Regions from separate parts of the Mus musculus genome. Here region 2 is linked to region 1. A link is a loop called in an ENCODE intact Hi-C map of the cell type or tissue named here. Cell type or tissue: left cerebral cortex. All regions are shown on one strand. Each heading gives the region's core, and the rest is flanking DNA. Links, peaks and the distances in the headings are about the cores only.

Region 1 (8,340 bases), core at 3,650-6,149:
TTTCTGGAACTCCCACCTGGCTAGCAAACTCCATTGTACCAGGACATCCTTTATCCCCTTCTCCTCCTTTCTCCTGCCTTCCTGAGGGTGCTTTTGCCTTCCTAACCAGAATAAAAACCTCAGGCCATCCTAAGTAGCACAGGTGTGGCTCAGTGAGAGCAGTGAGACGAGTCAATGAGCACACAATGGGAAATCACTGTACCCTGTGTCCTCTTCTGTACAATGGGCTATGCTGAGCAGGGCGAAGGCCATCCCACGGTGCCTGATGGCCACGGTGCCTGATGGCCATGATGTCTGAACCTCAGAAGTGTCAGAGGAAAGTCTCATTCCATCACAGAACTCCACAGCACCCCTCTTCACACTCTGCCAATGATGCCAAAGCTTCACTGGGCCCAAGTTCTACCTTTATTGTAGACAATGGGCTTATGCTTTTTACTTCTATCTTAATCTACTTTATAGTTCAAGTAAACACCACTGCACATCTTCCCATCCAGTGGCCTCTTGGCCTGAGGAGCCTTGGACTAACAGGCTCAGACTGAGGGCATGGATGAAGCACAGCAGGCAGATTAAACAGAACTAAACTGACCCTCTGGCCACAGCAGCAGCACCCCACAGAAAGCCCATGCTGGTAGGAGTACAGCTGCTTCTTCAGACAAGAAATGCCAAGTGCCTGGAGCTAACAAGCTCTTAAAGAAGCTGGTTTAAACTTCCCTGCCAGACTAGGGCTCACCTAGTCCTGCTCCTAGTCCAGCAGCGTGGACTGTATGTGGCTTCCACGGGGCTCTTAATTTGGGTAGAGGAGTATATCCCTTTTGTTGCTATTTCTCAGAAAGGGACTTTTCCCTCCTTCAAGAAGGAGGAACCATATAAGACTCAAAAAGTAAATGAATTTTCCTAGACTCAGAAAATGAACACAACTCAAAAGTCTCAGGAAGTTTTTGAAACTTACAGAATTTTTAAGGCCCCCTTACCTCTTGAATCACCTGTGCTCGTGGAGGTAACTCCTCACCCAGAGTGGGGACAGTTGAAAGGGATGAAATGGAGACAGATATGATCATATTTAATTGTATGCATGTATGATATGCTCAAGAATAAAAGAAGATACATGAGAAGCAACTTGGGGAAGAAGGGTTTATTCTAGCTCCCCCATCATGGGCAGGAAGGTGGCAGCAGTGTGAGCCAGCTGGCCATACTCCATCTATGGTCAACGCAAGGGTGCTGAGGATCCACTGTGTTTCTCCTTTTGATTCTGCTCAGGCCTCTGCCCTGGGATGGTGCTGCCCACATTCAGGGAGTGGCTTCTCTCCTCAGTTACACCTCTAGAAACCCTCACAGACGTCCCGGAGTCCTGGGTGCACCTCCTAGGTGATTCTCATCCCTGTCGCGGAGTGGAGCAGCACCTGGCATCTCCCTCACTGGTGCATGATAAAATCAGAGGTGTGTTTGCAAGTGTGTGGAGCAGCACCTGGCTCAGAGTACTTGCTGCCTACTAGTTGCAATGGTCATGGATCCCTATACATTCATATTCAGCTGCTACACAAAACCAGGCTCATTATCCCTAAACAGTTCCATCATTGTCTGTTTTCATCAGGGTGAGCCCTGAGCACGAAGATTCTAGAAGGGGAAGAAATAGCAACCAAGGCCACAGAAGCCATGAAAGCCCAGCCAAGTCTTTGGGAGGCAAGGATGTGCTGTTCCGATTGTGCCTCAGCAGGCTGCCCACAGCCCGAAGTCTGCCTGTGACTTAAGGCATTGAAGCAGCACCTGGACCCAGCACACACCTGCTAGAAACTTGAGTGTGCTCTGGATCGGAGATCATCTGTCTGGGACTTAATCTACATTTTTCCTTACATATTGTGACCAAACTGCTTTCCTGTTCCCTGCCCATGGAATGGAGATTAGAAAGGGGTTTCTGAATCTCTGCTTCCCTATGTTAAATCTTGGCAATTCCTAGGCAAAAGGCTTAATTCATTGGTGAATCCTTTATGATTGGGAAGTAACCTGGCCAGGAAAGCCTTACTTTCCTCTAAAGCACCTACAGCCTGAGGCTGTGGGAGGCTCCATCTACCAGGGAACAGAGAAACAAGAAGTATGGTCTGTAGAGCATGCCATTGGCATGGAGAAGGCAAGGCTGGTTTGTAGCTCCTGCAGACTGTCTGTAAGGATCCTGGAGGTGCCAGAAGTCCTACCCTGGACATAGGAAGAGGGAGGAGCAACAGGGGGACAGTGACCAGGGTCTCACAAAAGAGTAGAGGGCACTGGCTGCCCAACATAGCACAGATGGCCAGGTACAAGGCAAAAAAAAAAAAAAAAAAAAAAAAAAAAAACTCTGCGTCCATGGTTTTTGAACACTTAAAAACAATAGAGCCCCTAGCCTCCCTTGCCAGGGTGAAGTCAACATCACCAGGTAACCTCAGGGTCCCTGGGTGCTTCTACCTTAAAGCTTTGAGGAAAGCTGGTTCCTGGGTCTTTCTGACAAGGGACTAGCCAGTTGTTGTTGGTAGCTCCTCAGCTAGGTCATCAACTCTCAGCCAAAGAGCCATGCAGGCTACTAGTTAGGTGCCCTCCTGTGTGTCGGGGGGGGGGGGGGGGGAAACAGCTCATGCAGCCTGGAGCTAAGGGTTGGTTGCTCAGAGTAGAGAAGAGCTTTCCCACCTGCAAAGGAGGAAGCCAACTGACCTCACAAGTTGCAGGACCTACTCTGGGAAGCTAGGGTGCAGGAGCAGGAGTCCTGCTCTCCCCCCACCCTCCTCCTCCTGGTGTGAGAACTAGACAAGCTCAGGTACTGTCTGTCCTTCTAGCTCTGTCTGTCCTTCTAGCTCTAACCTGCACAAGGCAGGAAAGAAAGTGCAAACTGAGGAGCCTGGCCTCCCAGGCAATCAACTCCTTCCTCACCCCCAACTCAAAATCCTGGGCAGCTCTCAGTGAAACCTTAGTCTGCCTTAGTTAGGGAACCCTGTTGTCTTTGTAAATATTCCAGGGTCACCATCTTCTTCCCTCCCTATAGGGATTTCAATTCGGAGCAGCCTGGAAGAAATATCCTATTTCCCCTTGTTAGGGTCCCCATCCTTTAGAGTTTGTGAGCAACCTCCTCCATTTTGTTCCTGCCCTTGTTGTCTACTTTGCACTTAGAAGGTGCAATGCCCAAAGGCCTGGCCAGTGCAGTCCCTGATGCTGCAGTGGGACCCCAGTGCCCCACCCTATGCACAGACCACACTTCACACACGCTCTGGTCCCTGCCCTTGCCACTCAACTGAGAGCTTGTAGAAGAGAGCTGTTGAGAGCCCCAGTCACTCACCGCGCGGGACCCACACTCCCGAAGTCCCAGTAAGATCCATGGGAGTCCAAAACAGGTTCATCCTTCAGCCAACTCGTCCAGCCCCTTCCACAGGCACACTGAAACCACCCGTGCACACACAGACAAGCTCATGGTTCCTGTGTGTGGTGTTAGTGGTCCACACAAGCACCATGGTTCACCCACCCCACCATGCCCAACACACCCAGGACCTATGGCCTCGGGGCATGCGGGTGGAGAAGGTCAGATGCTGGAGAAGTGTATCCCCGGGACAGAGGCTACAGAGTAGCGCGAGTGCACCCTTTGCCGGTTTGAATGGACCAAGTGCACCGGCCTTAGGGGAGAGACACTGGAGCCAGGAGCTCCGAAACAATTGTCCACCGAGTCTGGGTGAAAGAAGGCAGACCGGCAGCCTTGCCCTGCTCAGGCTACTGCGCCAGGGACCCGGCTCAGCGGCCTTTAGCCCCTCCCCAGAGCAGCACCACTCAGTACACGGGGCTCAGCCCAGGTCCCCTCAGAGAGGAAGACAGAGGTTGGCTTTTGTCTGACCTGGTCACACGGAGCCATTTCGTGGGATAAAGGCTTAACGCTCTGTGAACACGCAGAAAAAGCTGGCGCTGGCCCTCTGACAATCCCATTGTCTCAGGCCTGAGCCCGGAGGTTTGGTCTGAAAGCGCCAAGTTCATGACATTTCAAAGAGAAACGATACTGGGAGGTGAGAGCTGAGGGGGGGATAGTAAAGAAATAAAACCCTAAAATACAAAGGTAGCAATATTTGGCTCCTTCCCCGCTGTGCGCCGCGCCTCACCCCACCCACCTCAGAACAAATCTCCTTTTCCAGACTTATCTGGAGGGGCCAGGCTGAAACCTGGATCAGCCCCGGGAGAGAGGTGGGGGGGGGGGGGGGCTGAGGTTTGGAAGGAGAAGGTGTGAAAATATTCCCACATAAGCTGTGTGCTAGCTTTCTGGACTGTCGCTGACATTAGCACAGGGTCCCATTGTTTGAGCTGCGTACGAAGGATGACGTTACAAATTTGCCAGGATTTGAGGTGTCAAAAAGAGTTTCTTTTAACGACCTGACGTGTTGTTTTCTTTCATTTCTTCTTATTATTACTATGCCCGCCCTTTTTAAGCGAAGCTATTTTCTGAGCCAGAGAACTCCTTTTGGGGGTGGTGGTGATGGTGTTTAATTTGTTTAATGTGTCTTTGTAAAAGCAAATAATTCGGTAGAGAAAGCGAGGTCGTCAGGAAATTGAATGTGTTTTGTCTCCAGCCAAGTTTCCCTTGAGTGATTTCGTTTGCTTTCTGTCTGGCACAGCAGCCTCTGCACTGGGACCTCCAGGCCCGGCAGACAGGAAGCCTGCCCACCGAGCATCTCTTCACTTTGGGGGTCAGCACCCCTCAGCCCAACCACCTAGGTAACTACCCTCTGGAAGAACAGGAAAAAACGTGGCCTTGCAGATTCATTGTAGAGAGAGGAGAAAATAGGATTAGGCCGAAGTACGAGCAAGGTAAGTCGGATTACCAGCAAGGTTCAGTACGCTCTGGCTTGCTTTTGTGATTTTAATTGTACACAGGTATCTGCTTCCCTTCTCTGGTTTTATTTAAAGAGGCTGTTTGTTTGTGCCCAAGAGGTAAATGATGAGCCAGAAGGCTGTGTGGGATTGGAGACTATAACCTTGCAAAATGACATCTCGCCCTGTACGGTGTGACACGCACGGGTAGATAAAGGAAGTGCGCCAAGCGCAGCCTTTGTTAACGCTTCTTGCCCCCTGGCGACTCTTTGATAGAAGGACACCCCGCTCCCGCTGCTGAGGTGTCTGCAAACGCGGCCGCCTTCCCCACAGGCAAACGCAGCTAGGACTACAAATCGATTCATTTTTTTAAAAAAATATCCAGGCAGAGTCGGGTGTTTAAAAACTTATGAGCAGGGATCATAGATCATCAAACCTCGGGAGAGAAGAATTGGCAAAAATCTGCTTCGTTTATTATTTTAAAACTAAATCTGTTGCTTTCTGCCACATGTAAATTTAGTCTGGGTTTGTTAATCAGGCTCTTGCGCGTGTTATAAATTAACACAATGTCTTTGGGGCGAGGCAAGAGAGAATTTATAATCGTTTAAGTTTGCAATTAACTTTCGGGGCAGAGGGCTGTAGCTAGCTCCCCGAGTAGCCAAGGACGTTTCGGAAAGCATTTGGAAGCTATCAAGTCTGTCTGTGGCTTTCTGAAGGTTTTCTCTAGGCTGAAAACTAAAGGGACAAAACCCATTCTAAAATGGAATGTTTTTGCCTTTCTGGTTGGGAGTGGAATGTGGGTCTGTGGGAAGCTCAGCTCCACAGGAGAAGAAAATGCAGGTTGATCAAAGTTTCCCCTTCTGAGGAACTGCTGAGAAAGTGAGAGGCAGGAGGATTCCCTTTTAGCTTTCAGACTCAGTGTCTTTTTCTGTAAATGTAGATAGGTGATCCCCCCACCCCCCACCCCAAGACTGTCAGATTCCCGGGAAGCTGCAACAGACAGGGTCTTCAGGGTTGTCAGATCCCAGACAGCCGGTCTCCTTGCTGTGGGAGACACAGGTTTGTTTGAACTGAGTGTGGTTTTGCCTGTGTTTCTTTGCCCGGCAAAGAGAAGCTGCAGGATTCCTGGGCAGAACATTCCTGTGGCTTTCTCTGGGTGATTTGAGAAAAGTGTTAATAACAATTTTGTTAGTGAGAGAGAGAGAGAGAGAGAGAGAGAGAGAGAGAGCCAAATATTTTGTTTCTCTTTCCAATTTCTTTTTCTTTTCCATATTTAATATAGACGTGTGTGTGTGTGTGTGTGTGTGTGTGTGTGTGTGTAAGAAGTAATGGGCTCTGCAAAACCAAATATTGCTGATCCCACATTTTAATGGTGTGGGTTGCTAATTCATGGTTGGGTGCCTCTTTAAAAACTAATCGATAATTTAGTATATTGCTAAGGCTCAGAGCTCTAGGCTCTGTTATCTTCTAGGAAATAGGATGAGACCAGGACCTCTTTGGTCTAAACTCTATTCTGGTTACATAGTAGAGGCTCATTTAAAAGTTAGTTGTTTCCAAAGGCTTTAAAAAGGCCTGTCTTTTCTATCTCTTCCTGACCTTTAAGCTATGGACTCTCTGGAAAAGGAAGGCTCTGGTGTTCCAGCTGCTGGGCCTGAGTAGCTGGAGAGGGTAACCCATACATGGATTGCTCCTCTTATCTGAACTTGAACTTTCCTGCCTTACTTTACTGATCTGGACCTGTGTGTGTGTGTGTGTGTGTGTGTGTGTGTGTGTGTGTGTGTGTGTGCGCTCGAGTGCTTTCCCATGCCCAACTCACAGACACGGCTAACAAGACCATTGGATTTGTGCCTTTATCGACCTGGGTACTAGCAGCTTCCAGTTCAGTAGTCATGACACAAGGACCCATATTTGAATGATCAGTGGAAATCAGGTTCTGGACTCAGCTGAGGATGCTTCTGCAGGGACCTCGCTGGTTGAGAAGCTGATAGCTGGAGGTGCTGCTCAGTGGATGCCAAATTCAGGAATCCGAGCTCCTTATCAGCCTTGAACCTCAGGTACCTGGCTCTAGAGATTTATCTAGAGATAAATTTTACAGATTTATTTTTTGTTGGGGAGAGAACTATCAGAGATGTTAATTGTGTGCTGACGAGATATAGGAGAAATACTGGAGAAATAAGAGAACTGACAAGAATATAGCACCAGAACCAGGAGCTCACAACAATGGATGGACTCTGGTGGATTCAATTCCTGCTTCCAACTGGCATCCTGCACAGGGGAAGTGGTGGTCAGGTGGAGAGCCCCATATAAGAGCATTCTCAGGAAGCTTTGTCATTCCACCATGGTTGTGGTGAACTGTAAAAGCTGCGTTGGAAGAGAAAAAAATGAAAGCCATAAGTTTGTCAGTGTCCATGTTTATTTAGCACTTATCTGTTCTAAATATAGCTTTATTAGATGTATCAATGCCTCTGAATCGAGCAGTGTCCAAAAGCTGTCTCTTGGCCAAGTTCAAACATGTCAGCACCCACCATGGACATTCTCCATGAATTTTATCCATTCTTTGGCGTATTCTAACTTGTTTTTGAACCATGGGAACGGAGTTTTATTTGGCTAGTAAAGATTGTGTTTAGTTCATTGAGTATGCATTGCAAAAGTTTAGCCGTCAATGCCCACCTGAATTCCAAATTGGGAAGTTAAATATTTGTTTTTAATTTTCTGGCTCAAAAAATGTTAACGAACAGAAACGGATTCTTTCTGCTTGAGTGAGGCTCCTAGGAATGGGGCTGTTGTTATAAGAACCTGCTCCTAAAACGGGCGGGCACTTGCCTCTTGTCCTGACACACTATACTCCCAGGAGAAATGTCAAAATGTGTAAATAAAAAAAAAAAGTGCTACACTTGAATAGGAACATATCACTCATGAAGCTCGATTAGAACAAATCAGGTAAAAAAATGCTCTATAGAAAATATTGGTAACAGAAGCCCATTAATGGTTGTTCTTTAAAAGATGAATTTTTGTGAGAAAGTTTAAGGTCTAATTTGCAAACGATTTTCATTTTATCTTATTAACATATTTCAATGAACCTTTCAAAACTAGCAAATTGACCTCCTCCCCCCCCCCACCAATTTCAACCTACACACACACACACACACACACACACACACCACACACACACACACACACACACACACACACACACACACATAGAGAATCACATCTCTGCCATGCTCCACCTGATCAGGCACCAAGGAAACACTTTCTGCAGTGCAAAACAGTGTGAATCCTGCTGCTGAAGTCAAGCCTGTCTCGTGAATATTGCAGATTTGGGCACATCTGAACACACCCTACATGGAGTGCCAACCTAGAAGGTGACCAAGCAAGATGGCAGCATCCAGAACAACCAGGTCAATAGTTGGGTTTTGACTAAATGGCAATATTTCTTCTCCATTTTATCCTGTCTCAGAGGAAGCAAAGATGGGGTATGGGGCTAGGGCTGCCAGTGATTCCGAAGATCTAGAGTAGCTTTCCTGCCAA
Region 2 (4,482 bases), core at 785-3,284, 89 kb before region 1:
CCCAGCCGTTGCTTAGCCCTACCCAGAAGGCAGTCACAGAGTACCTTCAGGTTTATTGTCAGCTAAGAGGCCAGTTGGTACTCTCTGCATAATTTGTCTTTGTGTGTGTGTGTGTAAGTGTCTATGTTTGCGTGCATGTGTGTGTGTGTTTGTTTGTATGTGTGCTGTGTCTGAGCAGCTGTATATTGGTGTGCAGCATGTCTACATGTGTGTGTGAAAGCATGTCTGTGAATGTGGGAATAGATGTTTGTGTGCGCTTTCCTTCTGTGGAGATGATACTCATTATTCAAGTCCCAAACCATCTTCCTCTTAAACTTAACAGGCTTCACCAGGCAATCTTACCATATCTGTGCCACATGCCCATGGCACGGAGAAGACAAAGTAGCTGTATGGCTACCCACTTCCTGCAGTGGACCATATTTGGCCTGGCTGGCTCAGCTATCTAAAATGAAAGGCAAGACTGGGTTGGAAGGAAACGATAAAGTGAGGAGGCAGCAATAGTGCTTAGCAGTCTCTGGCAGCCACACATACACATGGCCACACTACCACCATTCGATGTCACTGGGAACATAGTCTAGTTAAAACATTTTATTTCAGTGTTAATTTAGAAACATGAAGAGTCTTTAGGAAAATCTTTATTTGGGACTGGAGGGATGGCTCAGCAGTCAATAGCACTGGGTGCTCTTTCACAGGGCTGGGTTCATTATCCAGGACCCACATGGCAGCTCAAAATTTTGCCTCTGTGGGCACACATGTGGTACAGGGACATGCATATACCCATACATATAAAATAAAACAATAATATAATTTTTAAAAGTTTGTATTTGAGGAAATGCATTTGTCTGTAGCATAGATGAGGCCCAGTAATTATTTAGTGAATGATTAAGCAAACTGTTTTTATTTTTATTTAAATTTTAACCTTTCAAGACCAGGTACTATATCTCAGGCTGCTCAGAAACTTATGTTGTAGCTCGGGCTGGTCTCCAGCTTTGCTCAGCCTTAAATGAACAGGTTCATCTTCCTCTGGTCTGCAACTGGGCACTCTGGCTTTCTCCTGGCAGGACTCCTCACTGCTAGGTACAGAACAAAGCTAAGCTCATGGTGAAAGTGTACCTGGACCAGGACCTCACAGAGCTTGGAAAGTGGCCCTGTATTCACGTGGATATCTGTGCATATCATTTTTTTTTGTCAAATGTTCAAGACTTAATAGGTTTAAAAAAGTAGCAGAGTATTTTTGAATGAGAAACCTAACAGCAGTGCCAATTTAGTACTTAAGAGTGAGAAGAATATACATCCTTTTTAACTTTAGAAATCAAGGTGAGTTAGATAGCTGCCTCCATCCAGAGATCATCAATGCTGCTCCACAGAATGAGTTTTTAAAATTCTCTTTTGCCACTGTTAAGTTGAAGATAACTTCAATAATAATAATAATAATAATAATAATAATAATAATAATAAAATGTGACTGGAGTCTGGTGGGGGGATTCCTTAAATCACGGTGTTCTTTTTTTGCCACTGTTTTTCAACTCCCTAAGAATGCATGTTACTGATAGGTACTCTCACACTCCAATGGTGAGAACAGAAAACATTTGCAAAAATAGCCTTTCAAATCAGCCAATATTCAGATTGTAAGGAATGGTTTTTCTTTAAAGGCAAGGATACTGTAGTGTAGTGCTGGGCCTGTGTAACCCACAGACCTACCTGTACAAACGGGAAGTTTTTAGGATCTTGAAACACCAGTAATGAGAATTCTGTGATGCTCCAGCTGCTTTTTAAATGTAGTACCAGAAAAAGTCTCTTATTGGTTTGGTTCAGGCGTGACTAATTTTCCCCCTGCTGTGTACAATACTGGAAATCCAGTATTTATTATTTCTCATCAAAGTGAATTCCTTTAGAATAGTAATAATATTGTCTTATAAAACCAGTTGATACAATTTGCATACTGAATGAAGAAATGTTATACAACAAACTCATAGCAGTCAATTAATACACAGGCTAGTTACATGTCTCATCAGCCTACAAGAATTTCTGAATAGAAGCCTAAGTGAGGTAAGGTGCTGTAACTTTTTGAATCTAAATACTGACTTTTAACCAGTACCAGTGATGAGTCCATTCTTTTCAGATGGAAAGTTATAACTGTTAAACTGTATCCAATATTTGCTGTAAAGCACTAATAATTGCTACATTAACTAACCCTCAAGAAAGGAAAATATTTGCAACAATATGAAAGTATCAACCACTAAGCAGGTTAAATGCCACCTTCCATGTCTGAAGGAAAAGTACAAAATAACCATGAAGATGAATGAAGTTTATTGGCGACTGTCAGGCTGTGGTGGCAAAGAGGGACCCATCACAACCAGAGTCGGCATGTCCATTGTGCTGTGACATAATTGTATTCCTGCCTGGTTGTGATAGCTATCAAGCAAGAAATTTACTACAAGATTAACAGAGACACAGTAATGAAAAACATGGAGCATGCTGTAATTGGCTGTTATTAAAGGGTAGTCATAGTGGTTTGTAACAAACTCCCTTGCTGCAGACTTGTGGACAAATCCAAACGAGAATTTTCGGATACTTTCCTTCCTTCCGTTTCAAAGTTGTGGTGTGGATACCTCCTACCCTGTTTCGCCTTGCTCACTTCACAAGCCAGTGGCTAGGAGAAGCCTAAGGGGGTGGGGTAGATACGGCATGTGCCACGTGTGATTTAGAGGTGTAGGAGGGCTTCAAAACTGCGAGGTGTTGGGTTTACTTTGACTGTGGTTCCCCAGAATAGTAAGGAAAAGATCCCAGATCACTTTTACATTTCTAACATGCTATAAAAGTCCCCATAAAACAGGAAGAAAACTGTTCCAGAGCATGAACGGGTTTTCTACCGACACAGCAGTGGTGATGGCGGCCTGTTCCATTCATATTTTAATGAGGCCAGTATCTCTGAGACAGTCCTTGCCTGCAGAGGCGAGGTTCCTGGAAGATCACAAAGGGAGTCGCTTTATTGACAAGTCCCATTCAAAACCTTCACTGTGTACAAAGAAAGACTTGGTTCTTATTCCACTTGTCTCACTACGTACTGCACTCTTAGAATCCGAACAATCGGGGGTAGGGGGTGGGGGTCAATTATTCTATGAACAGTCTTTAAATATACCAAAGGTGGGTCAGCTGAGTACAGTCATATTAATGTAATGTTAATACATGTATGAAGAGCTGTGATGAGAAACATCTTTTTAAAATGTTTTCCCAATACACGGTGCTTGGGGATTTTAAGATCAAAATTTGGAGATTCTTCGGTAAAATGACCTCAGCACTATCACGTTGGGAGGGCCCTTTCCCTTTCTGGAGATGCTTATCTAGCATCCTGTAAGCCCTCAGCAGCAACTGCGCCTGATTTTAAAGACTACTGCAAAAGGCTAGCTAGCTAACGCCATTCAAAAGCTGTCAATCTTCAGACTTAAAAAAAAAAAAGGGCAAAACAAAACCTGTAGAAATTCACGCGCGCGCGCGAACACACACACACACACACACACACACACACACACACACACACACACTATTTGTGCTAAAGGAGGGCACACTGCCTCCTTATCCAAAGGTGTAAGGTTATACTTTAAAACAAACTTCTAAGACTCAGCATTCTTCTGTACACAGCTCTAGGTATTAGGTCAACTTGAAAAGGGAACTAAAACAGAACAGTTTCTAAGGAGGCGAAGACACGCTTAGTATGTGAGGACCTTCCGACCTGGTAACCGGACTGGTCTTCCCAGGGCCCTTTCCCTATGCCTGAGACGTCCCACCCAAGACCCTTCCCCACTCCTACACAGAGCCTGCTTGCTTTTTTTCATGGGAGAGGGAAGGAGAGAATGAAATTCCTAGTTGCTGTTAGGTTTTTTTAAATGAATGACCCTCTTTCGCTGTGACTTAAAATCCTGCTTTGTGGACAACTATAAACTGACACTTTTACGTTAACAGTTAAGGAAAGATGCTCAACAGTCGGGCATCCCGGAAAATCCGAGCCCTCGTTGTGTTAAAGACCTGCTTTGAGTCTTTCGTGTGAGAATTCACCTTTGCGATCTCGCGCCTTTCCCAGTAAACTCTCCGAGTTTACCGGAGAGTCATCCGATTTTCAGTTGTGCCAGTAAACCTGTGAATTTCTTCTTTGCAACTTATAAAGCTTGAAAAGCACAGATAAAAATGCCATTTGTATTTGAAAGTGCCATTGTAGAATCTAGGTTTTTCACTGTAGACATTTATTTATTTTTAGTTTACTGAATTTGAAAAAAAAAAAACTTGACACCTGCTGTGAAGTGTTCTCATTTTAGTTCGCAGACGCATTTAATTAATTGCTCTTGCGAAGCAAGAGCCTTGAGAGTTCCCGGTGGCCTGAGGTTCACCTGGGCCGCAGCAGGTGCGGCGCGATCCTCGTGCTCCGTCCCTGCGCTCCGGGTAAAGTGCGTGCCTGGGGTCGGTTCCTGGTGGACGCTGGGGGCG

What was found. Hi-C counts contacts between places; a loop is a spot of excess contacts. Peaks named below come from ENCODE experiments on the same cell type or tissue, not always from the same donor. Only the 100,000 strongest peaks of a DNase experiment are listed, where the experiment ranks them.
Region 2: it touches region 1 in a loop (2.8-fold over the local background); 3 of 42 quality-filtered maps call a loop at or near these places.

What each region holds. Positions count from the first base shown.
Region 1 is chr5:28,119,958-28,128,297 of GRCm38, reverse strand. It overlaps Gm35223 (a long non-coding RNA gene), which reads left to right and starts at 4,383. Exons shown (of 3, transcript XR_880905.2): 1 at 4,383-4,806. Gm35055 (a long non-coding RNA gene) reads right to left here. Exons shown (of 3, transcript XR_389791.3): 3 at 6,646-7,170. In left cerebral cortex, for the core only: a CTCF peak has its summit at 5,082; DNase peaks (open chromatin) are centred at 4,821, 4,983 and 5,488.
Region 2 is chr5:28,210,297-28,214,778 of GRCm38, reverse strand. It overlaps a transcript of Cnpy1 not described here. Among named protein-coding and RNA genes, the nearest start is that of Cnpy1, 2.4 kb to the right of the region's middle. In left cerebral cortex, for the core only: no CTCF peak of the experiment used is centred there; no DNase peak of the experiment used is centred there.